3 separate regions of the Homo sapiens genome follow, and regions 1 and 2 are each linked to region 3. The links are chromatin contacts, found by Hi-C or POLR2A ChIA-PET in ENCODE. All regions are on one chromosome and are shown on one strand. The core of a region is the stretch at or near the end of the contact, and the rest is flanking DNA. Distances in the headings are between cores, read along the strand shown. Region 1 holds the start of NANS (N-acetylneuraminate synthase). Region 2 has its middle 21 kb from the start of NANS. Region 3 overlaps CORO2A (coronin 2A).

Region 1 (2,700 bases), core at 95-2,594, 90 kb before region 3:
GTTGTGTTGGAGATAAAATCATAGAAAGTCAAGGCTGTCTTCTTGTGCCAAGTCAGTTCCTGGTTGGGGGACACAAGATCAGATGAACCAGTTTATCAATCTGGTGGTGCCAGCTGATCCATCAAGTGCAGGGTCTGCAAAATATCTCAAGCACTGGTCTTAGGTTTTACAATAGTGATGTTATCCCCAGGAGCAATTTGGGGAGGGTCAGAATCTTGTAGCCTCCAGGTGCATGACTCCTACGTGTCTAATCTTGTGGCTAATTTGTTAGTCCTACAAAGGCAGTCTAGTTCCCAGGAAAGAAGGAGGTTTATTTTGGGAAATAACTTATCTTATTTTTTAAATTAATTAATTAATTTATTTATTTTTGAGACAGAGTCTTGCAGTGTCACCAGGCTGGAGTGCAGTGGTGTGATCTGGGCTCACTGCAACCTCCACCTCCCGGGTTCAAGCGATTCTCCTGCCTCAGCCTCTCGAGTAGCTGGGATTACAGGCACGCACCACCACGCCCGGCTAATTTTTTTGTATTTTTAGTAGAGACGGGGTTTCTCCATATTGGTCAGGCTGGTCTCGAACTCCTGACCTCAGGTGATCTGCCTGCCTTGGCCTCCCAAAGTGCTGGGATTACAGGTGTGAGCCACCGCGCCCGCCCAGGTGATTGTATTTTAAGAGCCTGGGGCTGGGAGGTCCGGGTACTAGTCCCATCTCTGCTTTGGCTTTCTGGATGGCTTTGGACAAGCCAGTGCAACTTCTCGAACCTGTTGCCTCTCATATAATAGGAACCTCCGCCACTTCTTGAAAACTTACTACAAGCCAAGTATTGTGATCAGGGGTTTCTATACGTCATCTCACAGTTCTATTTTATTTTTTTGCTTCAGAGAGAAACAAAAATAACGCTCCGGAAGACTGAGTAACGTATATATGAGCAGGAGCTGGTGACTGGCATAGGCTGGACTCGATCCAGCTCTGTGATTCTAACTCTAGCAACCCTGTTTTTTCCATTACACCATAGGGCGCGCTCTCCCCATGCTCCTGAGAGCAGGACATAGACTATGCCCTGCGCAGGCAGCCGTCCGCCTCCTGCAGGGAATGCTTGCTCCTGGGTGCACGCACGGATACCGCGATGGTCCGAGACCACGCTCTGGGACAGCAAGCCTCAAGCCTCGCACAGGAGAGGGCCGCGGAGCTTCCTCGACCCGCCCCGCCGCCCTTCCCGCGGGAGGCCCCGCCCCCGCCCCCCGCCCCGATTGGCTGTCGGGAGAGAGGCGGGGCCTAGGGGATTGGCTGCCCGGCGACCGCGGGCTGACGTGGCGGGGCTGGCGTGTGGGTCTCGCAGCGTTGCTCACAGAACAGAGTAGAGGCGGCGGCGGCGGCGGCCGGACCCAGACTGGTAGTGAGGCTTTGGACCCCGAGCCGCTGCAATGCCGCTGGAGCTGGAGCTGTGTCCCGGGCGCTGGGTGGGCGGGCAACACCCGTGCTTCATCATTGCCGAGATCGGCCAGAACCACCAGGGCGACCTGGACGTAGCCAAGCGCATGATCCGCATGGCCAAGGTGAGGCGGCAGCTCCCGGGACCCGGGATTCGGGCGCCGGGAGGGGCGGGGCGGGGCCGCGGGGAGCCAGGGCCACACGGCCTCCGCGGCTGGGTACCCTGGTCCGGCCTCTTCCCGCCCGCCAGTTCCGTTTTCGGAATCCTTCGGATCCCTCTTCCTCACCGTGTCCGCCACCCTCGTGACCTTTCTGCATTACAGCAGCTGCCTCCTAACCCGACCTGTTTCCTCCCCGTTCTGGTGCCAGAATAATCTTTCTAAAAGTCAGACTTGATCAGACCATCCCCCCTGCCTGGCACCTTCTGTGGCTCCCTCCTGCCCGCGGGTAGAGTCGAAACCCTTTAACATAGCCTTCAAGATTTTAATGACTGGGCCCCTTCCAGCCCGTCATAATTCTTCTCTGACATTCTTCAGCGACACAGAGTTACTTTCAGGAATGACAGTTCCTGGAAGTTGCTGTGGTCTCTCTCACCCGCCATTCCCTGTATATGAAATATGAAGTGGTTAAAAGCCGGGCCTTTGAGTTCAAATCTCAGTTCCACCACTACTAGCTGTGTGAACATGGGCTGCTTACTTAGCCTCCGTGAACCCTTTTCCCCATTTGAAAACGGGGCTTGAAAACAACAGTTCTTTCCACATGGAGTTGTTATGGGGATCAAATGAGATTCTCAGATAGAGCTCTGAGCCCAGCACTTGGCACACATGAGTCGGTAAATGCGTGCTCCCTCTTCTGTTGGGACTGCCATATTCTTCATTACGACCCCAGCCCCCAGCATAAGGCCTGGCCTGCACTATGATTCTTTGGTTTAGAGATAGCTCACCCCATCTTTCCTTTCCCTTCATCAATGCTACTCAACTGATTTTGTATCATTTGTGATAGGTTTTTTAAATGTTTATTTATTTATTTATCTATGTTAGAGACAGGGTCTTGCTCTGTCACCCAGGCTGGAGGTTTTCTCTTACTGTTTTTTTTTTTTTTTCCTGGTTTTTTTTTTTTTTTTTTTTGAGACAGGGTCTCTGTATCACCCAGGCTGGAGTGCAGTGGCATGATCCCGGCTCACTGCAACCTCTGCCTCCCAGGCTTAAGTGATTCTCCCACCTCAGCCTCCCGAGTAGCTGGGACCCACAGGCGTGAACCACCATGCTGGGC
Region 2 (2,700 bases), core at 94-2,593, 110 kb before region 3:
TTTCAGAGATGACCATGAGGAAGCAGTGTGGTGAGAAAGGTCTCCCATGAAGATACGGATTTTTTTTGTTTTGTTTTTGTTTTTTTTCGAGACAGGGTCTTACTCTGTTGCCCAAGCTGGAGTGCAATGGCACGATCTTGGCTCACTGCAATATCCACCGCCCAGGTTCAAGCGATTCTCCTGCCTCAGCCTCCCAAGTAGCTGAGACTACAGGCGCCCACCACCACACCCAGCTAATTTTTGTATTTTTAGTAGAGACGGGGTTTCACCATGTTGGCCAGGCTGGTCTCGAACTCCTGACCTCAGGTGATCCTCCTGCCACTGCACCTGGGGAAATTTTGAAGCCCTAGAATGGAGGAGATTCCCAATGACAGTGAGGGAGAAGCGTGAGAGTTGTGAAAGCTTTGGGGACCCTTTGAAGTTAAGGGTGAGATGAGAAGGTGGAGACACGTCAGACCAACTGTCCTAACTGGGTACGGGGAGGGGCAGGACCAGCCAAACTAGGGATGAGGCCAGTGACAGGGATAAACTGTCAAGATGAGGTCTGAGGGTGGGAAGGTCCCCGCAGGTTGCGGGCGGTGGAAACAGGCATGGGAGCAGGGGCTCAGGAATGAGACCCCTCCCTGAGTGTTTCGGCAGGTCTGAGCCAACGGGGCCTTACACACCTCTTCTCACGTAGTCCTCACTACTGCCCTCTGGTGGTGGCTGTCTCCATTTCACAGGGGAGGACGTTGAGAAGTTCCTCTGCGTGAAAGGACAGAGCTGGGAGGTGAACCCCGGCCTGAATTATCCAAAACCCTGTGCACTTCTCAGGACACTGTAGTGTTCCAGGACCCCATAGGGACCCAGTGAGGGAAGAGATTATTATCATTTGGAAGACATTTGGGGTGGGGGTCTCAGCCAAAACATCAACTCATCAGAAAGACTCCTCTTGGCCACCCATCTAAAGAAGGTCCCTTTCCTCATTTCTCACGCGGCACTCAATTAGTTTCTTCACTGCCCTCATCATAATTCAAGACCATATAGTTATACGTGAATATAGTTTACTTTTATTGTAAACTACAGTTTGCAGGAAAAGGACCGTGGAGGCCTCTTTTGTTCCGCATTCTATCCCCAGCACCTGCTGTGGTACCAGGCACGCAAGCAGGCACTCGAAACTGCTTTGGTGGATGCAGCAGTGGGGTGCACTGGAAAACGGAGGCAAATGAGGGATGTCAGAGGTCACAAGCCTCCACCAGAGACTGAAGGTGTTGACTTTCACCCCCCACACCCTCCAGAGTGTGATGGGGGGTTTGCTCTCTCAGGGTCAGCATAAAAATGATGCTTATGTTACAGGGATGAGAACCAAGGTTGGGGAAGCAGAAAGTAGGTGGTGTGACCAGCGAGGGTGTGATCAGCAAGGGTGCCGAAAATGGGACAACTGACAGCCTTGGAAGAAGCAGGTTCTTTGGCCATGGGACCTGAGGCAGGCCCTCAGCAGCTGGGGTTGGGCAGCTTGGGTGGCTCCATGCTTCACTTCTTCCTCTGAGGAACTGGCCAGAAAGCTGACTTCAGCGACGACTCAGGGAACAGTCAGGTTCACCCAAGGGGCAGAATGTGGCCTGAGAACAGATGAAGTCAGTTACGCCTCAGTCATCGCTGTCATATTTTCTCTTCTGCACTTGCTCATTCAGAAAATATTTATTGGCATCTACTAGGTATTAAGAAGTCCTTGTAGGCCGGGTGTGGTGGCTCACGGCTGTAATCCCAGCACTTTGGGAGGCCGAGGTGGGTGGATTACGAGGTCAGGAATTCGAGACCAGCCTGACCAACATGGTGAAACCCCATCTCTACTAAAAATACAAAAATTAGCCAGGCGTGGTGGCATGTGCCTGTAATCCCAGCTGAGGCAGGAGAATCGCTTGGACCCAGGAAGCGGAGGTTGCAGTGAGCAGAGATCGTGCCATTGCATTCCAGCCTGGGCAACAGAGTGAGACTCTGTCTCAAAAAAACAGAAAAAAAGAAAAAGAAAAAGAAAAAAAGAAGTCCTTGTAATGCCAGCACTTTGGGAGGCCGAGGCAGGCAGATCACCTGAGGTCAAGATTTTGAGACCAGCCTGGCCAACATGGTGAAAACCCATCTCTACTAAAAATACGAAAATTAGCCAGGCCTGGTGGCATGTGCCTATACTCCCAACTACTTGGGAAGCTGAAGCAGGAGAATCGCAGGAATCTGGGAGGCAGAGGTTGCAGTGAGCCAAGATCATGCCACTACACTCCAACCTGGGTGACAGAGTGAGACTCCATCTGAAAAAAAAAAAAAAAAAAATGCTAGGCAAGGTGGCTCACATCTGTAATCCCAGCACTTTGGGAGGTTCAGATGGGTGGATCACCTGAGGTTAGGAGTTCAAAACCAGCCTAACCAACATGGAGAAACCCCATCTCTACTGAAAATACAGTATTAGCCAGGGGGATTGGGGGCTCATGCCTGTAATCCCAGCTACTCAGGAGGCTGAGGCAGGAGAATTGCTTGAACCCGGGAGGCAGAGCTTACGGTGAGCCCAGATCGCACCATTGCATTCCAGCCTGGGCAACAAGAGTGAAACTCGGTCTCAAAAAAACAAAACAAAACAAAAAGTCCTGTGCTTGGTGCTGGGGATAGAGTAGGAGAGAGTCCATGCCCTGATCCCCTGGCCCCGTAGGACACAGTGACAATGCAAGG
Region 3 (2,700 bases), core at 106-2,605:
GCCTTTCTAGAAGGGCAATTTGTATGGAGGGAACAGATATGTGCTATGGAAGGCTCTGAGGTTCCAAACAGTTGGCTAGGACAGGGCATAGAGGGCTTTGATGAGAGAGGCAGAACATTATCTGCAGGCAGCAAGGAGTCCTGGGAGGCATCTGAGCAGCGGAGTGATGTGGACACACATCGGCTTGAGAAGGGTCAGGTTGGCCTTGGTTTTTTGTTTGTTTGTTTTTTGAGACAGAGTATTGCTCTGTCGCCCAGGCTGGAGTGCAATGGTGCGATCTTGGTTTACTGCAACCTCTGTCTCCCGGGTTCAAGTGATTCTCCTGCCTCAGCCTCCCAAGTAGCTGGGACTACAGGCATGTGCCACCACGCCCAGCTGATTTTTTATTTTTGGTAGAGACAGGGTTTTGGTATGTTGGCCAGGCTAGTCTCGAATGCCTGACCTCAAGTGATCTCCTGCCTTGGCCTCCCAAAGTGCCAGGATTACAGGTGTGAGCCACCATGCTGGCTAAGGCTGGCCTTTAAGATCATGGCAGTGAAATGCTCCTCTCCACTCTCCCAGGCACCTGAAAGCCACGGTGTCCATTAGGCCCTCAGGCCCATGTCCCCTCTGGCCTGTCTACTCCCAGCAGGGTTCCAGGGCTGACCCCCAGGGGCTCTGCCTGCCCTTGCTTTCATTCCTCCCCACCCTCCACACCTCACAGCAAAGTCCACCTTCTTCACCCCCTCCCTGGAGTGACTCTGTGGCAGGCTGGGCCCCAGGCTCAGGAGCACAGTCCTGGCCTCTCCCCAGCCTTCCCCTGCTGCCTTTGTTCCCTGAGTACAGTCCCTGGTTGCCAAGGCTGCAGGTTGCGAAACTCACCTCCAGCCTCCCTCTAACCAGCTCACCCTGGGTCACAACAGGCAAGAGGGAGGGACCCTGCCTGCAGTGTCACTCCCTTTGGGACATCTGAAACTGCCTGGGGCAGCCCGGCCCCTCTGAGAAGGACTTCCTGCACGCTGTGGCAAGGCCAGACATCTCCCAATCTCAATGCAATTTATGTACTTAATTAAATCATTAGCTAGCTTGTCCCTTCCTTGTTCTCACATCACTCACCTACTGATACATCTCTGTGCCTGGCACAGAACGTAATCCTGGTAACAAGTAGGAGCTGATGCAAATCAGTGCCAAACCTCAGGGGCCTCATGTCAGTGAAGTGAGAGCAAGGCCCGAGGCCACACCCAGGTCTGGGCTCCCATTCGGGTCCTGGACACACTGCACAGGGTCCTCTGGGAAGTCATCTTCCTGAGCCTCAGCGACCTCATCTGTGCAATGGGGCAAGATCCCCTATAAATGGGGCTAATGTTCATAAGGTATCAGCATAATCACTCCAACCCTGGTTACAACATAATAAAGAGCCTCTAAGGCCTGTCTGTGCAGGTAAGTGCTATGGCATGGTGCCTGCACAGTAGTAATGGATGTGGTTACTTAATAAGAAACATATTGGCCAGGTGTGGTGGCTCATGCCTGTTATCCCAGCACTTTGGGGGGCTGAGGCAGGAGGATCCCTTGAGCCCAAGAGTTTGAGACCAGCCTGGGCAACATAGTGAGACCCCATCTCTACTTACAATAAGAAAAAATTAAAAAGAAACATCAATCAAATGCAAGATGTGGACCCCATCTGGACTTTGAGGCAAACAAACCACAAGCAAAGTGGCATGTATGAGGCAACCAGGGACCATTAACATGAATTAGGAATCAGGTGACACAAGAGTTATTATTAATGTGATCCTGGCATTATGGTTATGTCAGAAAATGTCCCTGGTTTTAGAATTGCATACTGACATGTGGTAGGGGGCGGGGGGCAGAGGTTGAAATGACAAAATGTCTAGGATTTGCTTTAAAATACTTCAGGTAAAAGGGATGAGTGAAGCAAGAGGGCAAACTTGATAATTCTAGAATCTGGGCTGAGGAAAGTTCATCATATTATTTTTATCTACTTTTGTGCTTGAGATTTTTCCATAATTATGAACCTGAGCTAGATTAGAGCCTTGCTATTGAAAATGCAATTGGCAAACAAGTAGATCGGTATCACCTGGGAGGAGGGAAGTCAGATTTAGCAAGTAAAACACAGGATGCCCAGTAAAATTCAAATTGCAGATAAACAACAAATATTTTAGCATAAGGAGGTTCCATGCAATATTTTACTTACACTAAAAATTTGTAAAAATAAATTGACAGTTTCTTATAAGGCTAAACATGCAACTACCTTATGACTCAGCAACCGCACTCCTGGCCCTTTATGCCAGAGAAATGGAGACTTACTTATATTCACCCAAAAATATGTACACAAATGTTTGTAACAGCTTAATCTGTAATAGCCCCAAACTCGAAACAACCCACTGGCTTTCAGTGAGTGAATGGTTATATAAACTGTAGTGCATCCATACCATAGAATACTATTCAGCAGTAAGAAAGGACACAGAGGCAGGAGTGGTGGCTCATGCCTGTAATCCTGGCACTTTGGGAGGCTGAGGCAAGAGGATCACTTGAGCTCAGGAGTTTGAGACCAGCCTGGGCAACATCATGAGACCTCGCCTCTATTAAAAAAAAAAAAGAAAAAAAAAAAAAGAGGCCAGGCAAGGTGGTTCATGTCTGTAATCCCAGCTCTTTGGGAGGCTGAGGCAGGCAGATTAACTGAGGTCAGGAGTTTGAGACCAG

Evidence for each region. A loop is a pair of places that touch in the nucleus more often than their neighbours do. ChIA-PET counts read pairs that join two places held with the same protein, here RNA polymerase II (POLR2A). Pooled maps may share reads with other maps.
Region 1: a pooled map shows a loop between it and region 3 (2.8-fold over the local background). The contact joins the promoter of NANS here to the enhancer-like site in region 3. A Hi-C loop is called at or near these places in 2 of 50 pooled maps. POLR2A ChIA-PET finds 5 or more read pairs at or near these places in 7 of 52 experiments (A549, GM10248, HepG2 and 4 more).
Region 2: a pooled map shows a loop between it and region 3 (2.6-fold over the local background). The contact joins two enhancer-like sites. A Hi-C loop is called at or near these places in 2 of 50 pooled maps. POLR2A ChIA-PET finds 5 or more read pairs at or near these places in 4 of 52 experiments (GM10248, HEK293, activated T-cell and 1 more).

What each region holds. Positions count from the first base shown.
Region 1 is chr9:98,055,388-98,058,087 of GRCh38, forward strand. It overlaps NANS (N-acetylneuraminate synthase), which reads left to right and starts at 1,345. Exons shown (of 6, transcript NM_018946.4): 1 at 1,345-1,553. The coding sequence starts at 1,422. It also overlaps a transcript of TRIM14 not described here. RefSeq lists enhancers at 854-903, 1,944-2,063 and silencers at 1,094-1,443, 1,524-1,693.
Region 2 is chr9:98,034,213-98,036,912 of GRCh38, forward strand. It overlaps a transcript of TRIM14 not described here. Among named protein-coding and RNA genes, the nearest start is that of NANS, 21 kb to the right of the region's middle. RefSeq lists enhancers at 593-702, 1,295-2,494, 1,673-1,742, 1,823-1,962. Within about 2 kb of position 1,344, at least 8 of the 41 ENCODE cell types and tissues checked have a DNase peak (open chromatin) inside an H3K27ac peak, as active enhancers do.
Region 3 is chr9:98,145,501-98,148,200 of GRCh38, forward strand. The region is part of intron 2 of CORO2A (coronin 2A); the gene reads right to left. Among named protein-coding and RNA genes, the nearest start is that of TRIM14, 28 kb to the left of the region's middle. Within about 2 kb of position 1,356, at least 18 of the 41 ENCODE cell types and tissues checked have a DNase peak (open chromatin) inside an H3K27ac peak, as active enhancers do; they include PC-9, where a contact is called at or near this core.